Regions from separate parts of the Mus musculus genome. Here regions 1 and 2 are each linked to region 3. A link is a contact called in ENCODE Hi-C or POLR2A ChIA-PET data. All regions are on one chromosome and are shown on one strand. Each heading gives the region's core, a stretch centred on a gene start or an enhancer-like site at or near the end of the contact. The rest is flanking DNA. Distances are from core to core; before and after follow the strand shown.

The links. A loop is a pair of places that touch in the nucleus more often than their neighbours do. ChIA-PET counts read pairs that join two places held with the same protein, here RNA polymerase II (POLR2A).
Region 1: a map of heart shows a loop between it and region 3 (4-fold over the local background). The contact joins the enhancer-like site here to the promoter of Cyb5r3 in region 3. A Hi-C loop is called at or near these places in 9 of 37 maps with a recorded cell type or tissue (T-helper 1 cell, gastrocnemius, heart and 1 more). POLR2A ChIA-PET finds 5 or more read pairs at or near these places in 4 of 5 experiments (Patski and embryonic stem cell).
Region 2: a loop to region 3 is called in a map of T-helper 17 cell, with 2.9 times the contacts of the local background. The contact joins the enhancer-like site here to the promoter of Cyb5r3 in region 3. A Hi-C loop is called at or near these places in 4 of 37 maps with a recorded cell type or tissue (Patski, T-helper 17 cell and v-Abl transformed pro-B cells). POLR2A ChIA-PET finds 5 or more read pairs at or near these places in 2 of 5 experiments (Patski and embryonic stem cell).

What each region holds. Positions count from the first base shown.
Region 1 is chr15:83,203,715-83,206,575 of GRCm38, reverse strand. No RefSeq gene overlaps it. Among named protein-coding and RNA genes, the nearest start is that of Cyb5r3, 33 kb to the right of the region's middle. Within about 2 kb of position 1,280, at least 1 of the 3 ENCODE cell types and tissues checked has a DNase peak (open chromatin) inside an H3K27ac peak, as active enhancers do; it is heart, where a contact is called at or near this core.
Region 2 is chr15:83,222,907-83,225,641 of GRCm38, reverse strand. No RefSeq gene overlaps it. Among named protein-coding and RNA genes, the nearest start is that of A4galt, 27 kb to the left of the region's middle. Within about 2 kb of position 1,380, at least 3 of the 3 ENCODE cell types and tissues checked have a DNase peak (open chromatin) inside an H3K27ac peak, as active enhancers do.
Region 3 is chr15:83,170,393-83,173,441 of GRCm38, reverse strand. Cyb5r3 (cytochrome b5 reductase 3) reads left to right here and starts at 1,259. Exons shown (of 9, transcript NM_029787.3): 1 at 1,259-1,330. The coding sequence starts at 1,310.

The DNA of each region.
Region 1 (2,861 bases), core at 31-2,530, 33 kb before region 3:
AGAAGCAACCCCAATAATTTTGGGACCAATCTCATTCTATTCTATCCTGTTACTAAATTTTTTTTGTTTTGTTTTTTGTTTTGTTTGTTTGTTTGCTTTTTCGAGACAGGGTTTCTCTGTGTAGCCCTGACTGTCCTGGAACTCACTCTGTAGACCAGGCTGGCCTCGAACTCAAAAATCCACCTGCCTCTGCCTCCCAAGTGCTGGGATTAAAGGCGTGCGCCACCACTGCCCAGTTGTTCTTAATTTTTTGAGACAAGGTCTTATGTAGCCCAGGTTGGCTTCAATACACACTAAAAGTAGCTAAGAATCACCTTAAACTTCATTTAATTTTTTTTTTCTAATTTTAAGTTTGGAGAAATAGCTGGGTGGTGAAGAGCACCTTCCTGCTCTTGCAGAAGACGTTCCCAACACCCACATGATGGCTCACAACCATTCATAACTCCAATTAGAGGGGATCCGAGCCCTCTTCTAACCTCTGGTGGGCACCATGCATGCATGTGGTGCACATACCTACATGCAGGCAAAACACTCAAACAGTAAAAATAAAACAAATCTAAAATAAAGAATGCACTTAAAAGTTCTTGTTGCGAGGTGGGGGGTGGAGGGTCCAACGTGTCGAAGTGCCCATGTGGAGGTCAGAGGATAATTCTCTCCACTGAGTCGATTGGAGAGATGGAACTCTGGTTCTCAGGCTTGGTGGTCCTTTTTTTGTTTTTTGTTTTGGTTTTTGTCGAGACAGGGTTTCTCTGTGTATCCCTGGCTGTCCTGGAACTCACTTTTTAGACCAGGCTGGTTTCAAACTCAGAAATCCACCTGCCTCTGCCTCCCAAGTGCTGGGATTAAAGGCCTGCGCCACCACCGCCTGGCAGGCTTGGTGGTCTTTATCTGCTCTCTCAGTTCACAGGCCAGAGTTTGAATTTCTGACCCTCTGTCCTCCCCTCCCCAGTGCTGGGATTACAGGTGTGCACCTCCACATTATAGGCGATGCTTCAGGATCAAACCTAGGAGCTGGTGGCCTGTTGCACAGCACGACTGAGCTACATCACTGGCCCCTTGGATCTCACCTTTCAATATAATAAAACTGAGAGTTGCATGAGCTAGCTGGGGCGCCAGAGCACTGGAGGGGCACTGGGATAGGGTGGCAGCGGTTGCTCTTGCCCATCTATTGTATTACAATTGGTTGGCCAAATTGTAACCTATTTTTCAATTCTCCACATGGGGGCACTGTTGTCTTCAGGCTGTTCTTAGCGAGGCTGCCTTAATGAAGCTGAGATAATGAAGAGGTGGTGGCGGTGTCACATACCTTTAATTCCGCCCCGCTCCTCCTCCCCACCCCCCCACCCCCCTGCACTCAGAAGGCAGAGGCAAGCAGATCTCTGATTTCAAGGCCAACTTGGTCTAGAGAGTGAATTTCAGGCCTGCTAGGGCTACACAGAGAAATCCTGTCGCAGGGGTGGGGGAGGGGGAGGGGGAGGGGAAGCTTTGTAGAGAAATCTCTGACCCAGCCAATCCAAATGCCTTCCTTCAGGAATCCACAACCCCTCCAGCTTCCCAGAGCAAAATTTACACATAATCCACTGGGCTTCGGGAGATAGTTCACCAAGGCAGGAGCCATGCAGACTGCAGGTACCTCCAGAGGTTAGTGTCAGCCCCACCCTCACCCATGACCAGCCTTGTCAGCCTTGTGTTATCCAGGATTGGCCTGAGAGCAGAAGTGTAGCCATGCTTGGGTTAGTAGAGAGCCCTCACACCTCTGTGACCCAGAGCGTGGCTGAGCAGTCTGCACTTCAAATTTATTGCCCTCCAGAGACAGCCCGACTCTCGGTCCAGACCCTCTCACTTCTTCCACCTCCTAAATATCTCCTTGTGTTTTGGCTGCAGTCTGCAGTTGGCTTGTGACCCCACAGGACTGCTCACTCTCCTCTGTCTGGAACTCTAGGACACTCCTGCACCTTCCCGACCCATGACAGCCAGGGCAAGCCCCAGGACAGAAGGAACCGTGGTAGGAAGGGGGTGTGGGTGTTTCTAGATAGGACAGGATCAGCGGCAGGAGGGGAACGGGTCCTGATGGGGCCAGAGCCAGAGGTTGCCACAGAACTGGCTTTCCTCTAACCAGACTGCAAGAATTCAGCAAGGTGCCAGTTTACGGGATCGATGAATTTGAGCACATTGAAGAGAAGGTGGAACCCCCAAGGCTGCAGCTGGGCTATCAGGGTTCACAGAGCAAGCATTTTCCCACTCAGTCTAGGTGGGACTGTCCTTGGGGGCTTTGGTTCTATTTGGATATGGTGTTATGTGGACTCCCCCAGAGAGTCACAGGTCCCCAGGAGGCCTCTGTAATCTGAAGAGGATGAGAAGGAGAAAGCCTTTGGCCACAGTAATCCAAAGGCAACAGCTATTTAGGATCTTTTCTTTTCTCTCTTTCTTTTTTTTTTTTTTTTTAAGATTCATTTTATTTTGGTCTAGGCACTCAGGAGCTAGAAGCAAGTAGGTCTCTGAACTTGAGACCACCCTGGTCTACAGAGCAAGTTCCAGGTCAGCCAAGACTGCATAGTTGTCGCGTCCGCTCTCGACCAGCAAGAACGACGCGACCACCAGTCCTTCTAACAGCAGTTTATTCAGTCCTGATTCTTCTTGTTTATATCTCCCCCGAACCCTGGGCCTCTCACTCCTTTTATACTCTCTCTCATCCACGCACCGCAGGCCACGCCCCCTCGCCAGTCACGAGGCTTCAGCTAATCAGGGCAGCAGGGGCAAATCTCCACCAAATTGGATTCACCTGTATCCTGGTACACCTGCGCAGTACTCAAGATGTTTGTGTCTTATATGAGGAAGTCAGGTGCAAGTCATATGACTTA
Region 2 (2,735 bases), core at 131-2,630, 52 kb before region 3:
GCCTCATGATGGTGGTAGATAGAGTGACACCCTGAACGTGCTTGCACATGGGAGGGAAATACATCACTCCCTCGCCATAATCTCTTCCTTAGCTCCCTGTTTGCAAAACAAAACACTTAGGCCCTGCATTCAAGGCCTTCCATAACTTGGCCCCGCCCCCTGACTCCATCCACACTAAAGTCATATATTCTTGGCTCCTGTCTTGGGGTTTCTATTCCTGCACAAAACAACATGACCAAGAAGCAAGTTGGAGAGGAAAGGGTTTATTCAGCTTACACTTCCACATTGTTGTTCACCACCAAAGAAAGGACAGGAATTCAAGCAGGTCAGGAAGCAGGAGCTGATGCAGAGGCCATGGAGGGATGTTACTTACTGGCTTGCTTCCCCTGGCTTGCTCAGCTTGCTTTCTTCTAGAACCCAAGACGACCAGCCCAGGGATGGCACCACCCACAAGGGGCCCTCTCCGCTTGATCACTAAACGAGAAAATGCCTTACAGCTGGATCTCATGGAGGCATTTCCTGTGATAACTCCAGCTGTGTCAAGTTGACACACAAAACCAGCCAGTACAGCCTCTTAGAACTCTTTCTCATAGTAGCATCTTGACACCACACTCCTGCCATGTTGCCTGCAGAACCTCTCCCAACCATCATTACCACCTACGATGCAGACAGCCTCTTAGGAAGCCTTCTGGGACTGAGCCTCCTCCAGCTCCTCAGCACCTGGGGGTAATCCCAGCTTAGCCGACTCTCAGCCGGTCTCAGTAAAGGGCCTAGAAAGTGAGACTGGGCTAAGTGCATCTCTGGGTTCTTCCCAGGATCAGACTCAGAATGCCATGTAGCTGGGTGAGGGTCTCAAAATCTTATCCCCAGCAGAGCTGAGAGCTCAGAAGGGCTGGTCTTAGTCTACTGCTTGCTCCTTTGGGTGCATCGGTCTGAGACTTGGCCACATGGCCCCTCCGCACAGTGGATAGAGCAGTTGCAGAGTCCTCTCTGAGGTCCTGTGGGCAGGCCTTCCTGACGGATGCAGGAGGCAGCCCTGGTCCCAGACCTTCCTCAAGTCATGCCTAGCTGGGCCATATCTAGAAGCAGAGATCCAAATTAGCAAGTGAACAGAGAGGTTCTTCATCTTCTTCCACCCTTCATCCAAACAGCCTGTGTCTTGCCCAGCCACTCCACTCTGGACCTTATTCCAGCTGCCATAAACTGCCAACCAAAATACAGCACAGCAGAAATAGCAGTGTACCCTGGAGAACTGGCAGAAAGGCAGACGGGGCCTGGGTGACAGGAGTGAAGGGCTGACTCATTCCTAGATGAGAGAGACGCTTTGAGGCCCGGTGAGGGGAATCTCGGCATCCACCATCACTGGCCGCTTTCATGCACTTCCTGGGCTGGGATGTCTTGGTTAGTGTCCAGCTTAAAAGCCCTCTGCCAGCTGCCAGCCTCTGAGTTGGGGCCAGTTTTGACTTGTTCCTGTTTTTTTTTCGAAAAACAGGAGCTGAGCTATGCTGGTTCCCAGCATGGATGCCACTAGCAAAGGAGCCACACTGTGTGCACCCAAATCCTTCATTTTAACATCCCATCTCCCACATCAGGGAGTGGAGGTTCGGGCTAGACCCTATGTGATTTTAGAGATAAGTGCAGGCTTGTGGGGCTGTGTGGGCTGGGAGCTGGCCATTCGTATAAACTTCAATGCACCCACAGACCCACAGACTAGACCCTCAGCTCCTGCCTCACACACAACTCCCTGCGGGACCCCTCACCCTACTCTCTGCTAGGGCCTGATTCTAGATACCCTGCCAGCATTTTCCCCTGCCCTGGCCCAACCCTCCAGAGTGCGGTTACCCTGGCAACCTCCAGCTGCTGCTTTCTGGGGGAGAGGTCAGAGCTGCTACACAGCTGGATTCTGAGAATGGGAAAGGGAGGGGTTGCCTGGGTGGAACCAGTCCCGGGGACAGGACGTGAAATCAGATCCTCAGCCCTGTGGTTTCTCACTGGCTAGTTGGCTTATAGATATTTTTGTTCATGGCTGAGGGAGACAGAACCCATAAGGGGCCCAAGGCAAGCTATGGATCTGTCACCTAGTGAAGATTCCAGGCTGGCCAGCCAGGCACTGGCCAGCAGGAAAGTCTTTCCCAGCAGCTCAGGGCTAGCTAGGGAACTAATTTCCCCTGACTGCTATATCAACATTAAGCCTCTTGTTTAAATATTAAATCGGACCGCCCTCCCTCTGACTGCCTAAACAGAGGCCAAGGGTTGATGAGCACCGAGGGCCCCGTTCCTGGAAGTCTGCTTTCTTGCTGGACATCTTACAAATCTCTGCTTAGGCCCAGTTGGGCGCTAGGCATGCTGGGAATTTTGTGAGGGTGGAGGTCTGGAGTGGGCAACAATGATTCAAGTGTGATCTCTCCGGGAGCAGGGTGGCAGAGGGAGCGAGCAGGAGCTACTTAGGGTCTCTTGCTGTGATAAACACCATGACCAAAAGTGACCTGGGGAGGACAGGGTCTATTTCATCTTTCAGTTTGTAGTCCATCATCCAGAGAAGTCAGGGCAAGAATTCAAACAAGGCAGGAACCACCTGGAGGCAAGAACTGATGCAGAGGCCATGGAAAGTGTGATGCTTACTGGCTTGCTCCTCATGGCTAGCTCGACATGCTCTCTTATGGAACCAGTGACCGCCTGCCCAGGGATGGCCCCACCCCTAACAGGCTGAGCCCTTTAATAGCATTAATTAAGAA
Region 3 (3,049 bases), core at 10-2,509:
TTGTGGGGAGGTACGGAGGTGTGTGGTCTTGCTGGATGAAGAAATGTGCCTGGGGTGGCTTTGAGAGCCTATAGCCTGGCCCCACTTCCAGCTCTCTCTCAGGTTCCCACTTAAGGTACAGTGTTATCTCTCAGCATCCTTCTCCCCGAGCCAGGTTTTCCTGCTGCTTGTGGCCGGCCATGCCTTCCAGCTATAATGGGCTCTTATCCTCCTGGAACTGTGAGACACAATAAACTCCATCTTCCCTAAAGTTGCCTTCGGTCATGGTGTTTTACCACAGCAACAGAAAAGTAACTAGCAGTCTCACCGTGTAGCCTGGAACACTCACAGATCCACCTGCCTCTTCCGGTATTGAACGCTTGGGTCATCAAGTGTTCCGGTATTGAAGAGTTTGGTTAATAGTTCTCAATTTTTAGGCAGCAAGTCTCTTCCTCACTCTGCCGCTCTCAGAGCAGTCTTCCATTCCCTATCTGGCCAGGACCAGGTTGAAGAAAACTCCGGAATGCCAGGGACATACGAGTGTTTATAGAGTATGTGATAGGCTCTGTTCTGAGGTCCGGGTACACAGAGAACTGACTGCAGACTCCTGGCTTGGGGAAGCCCCACCATCTAGTGGAATGGGTACGTGGGCGCAGAGCATCGTGAATAAACAGGCAGGATAACTGAAGCGCTACAAAGACCGTTCTGCACTAGTGGCGTCCCTTGGAGGGAGCACAGGGCCAGAGCTGGCCTAGCTAAAGAGGTGACACCTGAACTTTAATCCGGAACTGGCCTCAGTACGTTTGGAGATTTGTTCAGGAAGGAACGACTGGTTCGCAGGCTTGAAAATGGGGCAGGGCAGGGCTGTAGCCTGAACTCTGTAGCCAGCGGTGTTGGCAACACGCCCCGTGAGCGGGTAGAGCCCTGGCCAGCACAATCAGCTCCGGCAGGCTCCCAGGACCGAAGGCTCAGGATTTGAGAGCCCATCACGGGGGCGACATCTTGTTCTCTTCACCAGGACAAAACAGGCCCAGAAGCCACAAGCTACCTCCCGAAGCCACACAGAGGCGCCACAGTAGCCAGTCTCTCGCCGAGCCTCTTCCGTGCAGCGCCGTCAGCCACTCAGCGCGCACTCCCGTCTTCACAAGCGGAAGTGGGCGGGGACACTGGGAGTCTCCGCCCCCTATCCGCCCACCTCCGCGCTCCTGACTGGCTCCGCAGGGCGTCCCCGCCTCCGAGGTGTTGAGACCGAGGCGGGTTGTTGGGGGAGCGGCCGGCTGAGTAGCGGGTGTAGAACCGTGCGTGAGGCCACCGTCTCTTCTTCGCCACCATGGGGGCCCAGCTGAGCACGGTAGGCGGCATGGGTCTGGGGTCCCCAGGCTTGCACCGTGGGGATACCGTACGATCCGGGGCGCCCAGCACCGGTTCACGAGCCCCGCGCCCCACCCGGCCCCTTGCAGACCGTGACTCACGCCCTGGCTAGTGGCCGCGCCACTCTGGCCCGGCCTCAGGCCAAGGGGGAGCCCCGAGCGCGGGGTGGACATTGAGGACCCTGTTGGGTGTGCGCGAATGAGAATAGGGAATGAGTGACGTGCGCGCCCGCCTGAGTGGGCGTGACTTGTGAGTGTGAGAAAGTTGAAGTGCCTGCGCCCGTGGGGGATGTGAAAGGTGCGAGGGTTTTTGTAAATGGGAACGTGAAGTGTGAACCGTAGGTGCACTGGTGTGTGCGTGGAGGAACCGACAGCGGCGTGTGTGAGAAATGAGAGTGTGGGTGTGAAGACATGCAGGCCTGAATAGTGGACACGAGTGAGCTGGCAGGAAGAGTACTTTGGGGTGCGTGTGTGTATGGGAGAAATGTGTAGGGTGTCCCTACAGGGGTTGGGTGCATCTTCTTGCCATAAACAAGGCAGTAGTTGGCCAGGATCTTTCCAGCTGTCACCTAGAAAAGCCCTGGCCATTCTTGTTACTCACAGAGCTGCACTGTCACTAAAGAAGTGTCACTTAGACTTGGCCATCAGCCCAGGGCACTGAGGATGCTGGGACCGTCTAACGTCTATAAATCTGCTCTCTCACTGTTACTGGATCGACCAAGGCCCCTTCCACAATCCTAGAGCTCACTCTCCTCATTTCCTTTTTTTTCTTTTTTTTTTTCTTTTTTGAGACAGGGTTTCTCAATGTAGCCCTGGAATGCACTGTAGACCAGGCTGCCCTCAAACTCACAGAGATCCACTTGCCTCTGCCTCTCCAGTGCCAGATTAAAGGTGTGGGCCACCACCGTCCAGCTCCTCCCTGATTTCTTAAGAGCATCCATGTGAACTGTGACCAGTCTCAGTTACACAAACATACCCTTGAGGTGTCCAGCTCTTTGGGTATGACAAGAATAGGCCAGCGCCTGTCTTGGAGGGTGCCCTCTCTCCTCTCTGCAAGATTCAGGGCTCCTAGTGAAGACAGCCTTCTTGCCATGGCATTTGCTCTTGCGAGAGTGACCAGTCCAGTATGGACCATCTAAGGAGCATTCTGGCCCAAGGCAAAAAAAAACAAAACAAACCCCAGAGTGACAACACCCCATAATGACATTCTGACCAGTTTTCCCAGAGACTGCCCATGATCCCTTATCTTCCCCCTGATTCCCAGGTTCTCCTTACCTTTTGGACCATGTTGGTGGTACCCCAGCACCTGGCTTTTCCATCAATTCATGTTAAGTCAACAGTAGTTCCTTCCAGGCAGTAGAGCTCTGTTTAATTATCAGAAGGCCCCACCATGGCCTCATCTGTCCAAGGGTTGCTTGGTATTGTCTTTGACTTAAGGGGCTGACACCTCAGTGCCCACGGTATACATTAGGCCTGGAGGCCTGTGTGGCTGCTGGGTATTGGGTGTACCAGATGTCTTATCTGGGCTATGCAGGCCCTGTGGGAGGCCTCCTGCATATATTGGGGGCCCCAACCCAGAGGATGGCACTGGAGTCTGCTGTCTACCAGGAGAACATTGCAGGCTTGGCCCGCCGCTCTGGACTGCCTCTCTGCCTGTTTGTGAGTTCCAGAAAGCCCTTGACAGACCCGTTCCCTTTGTG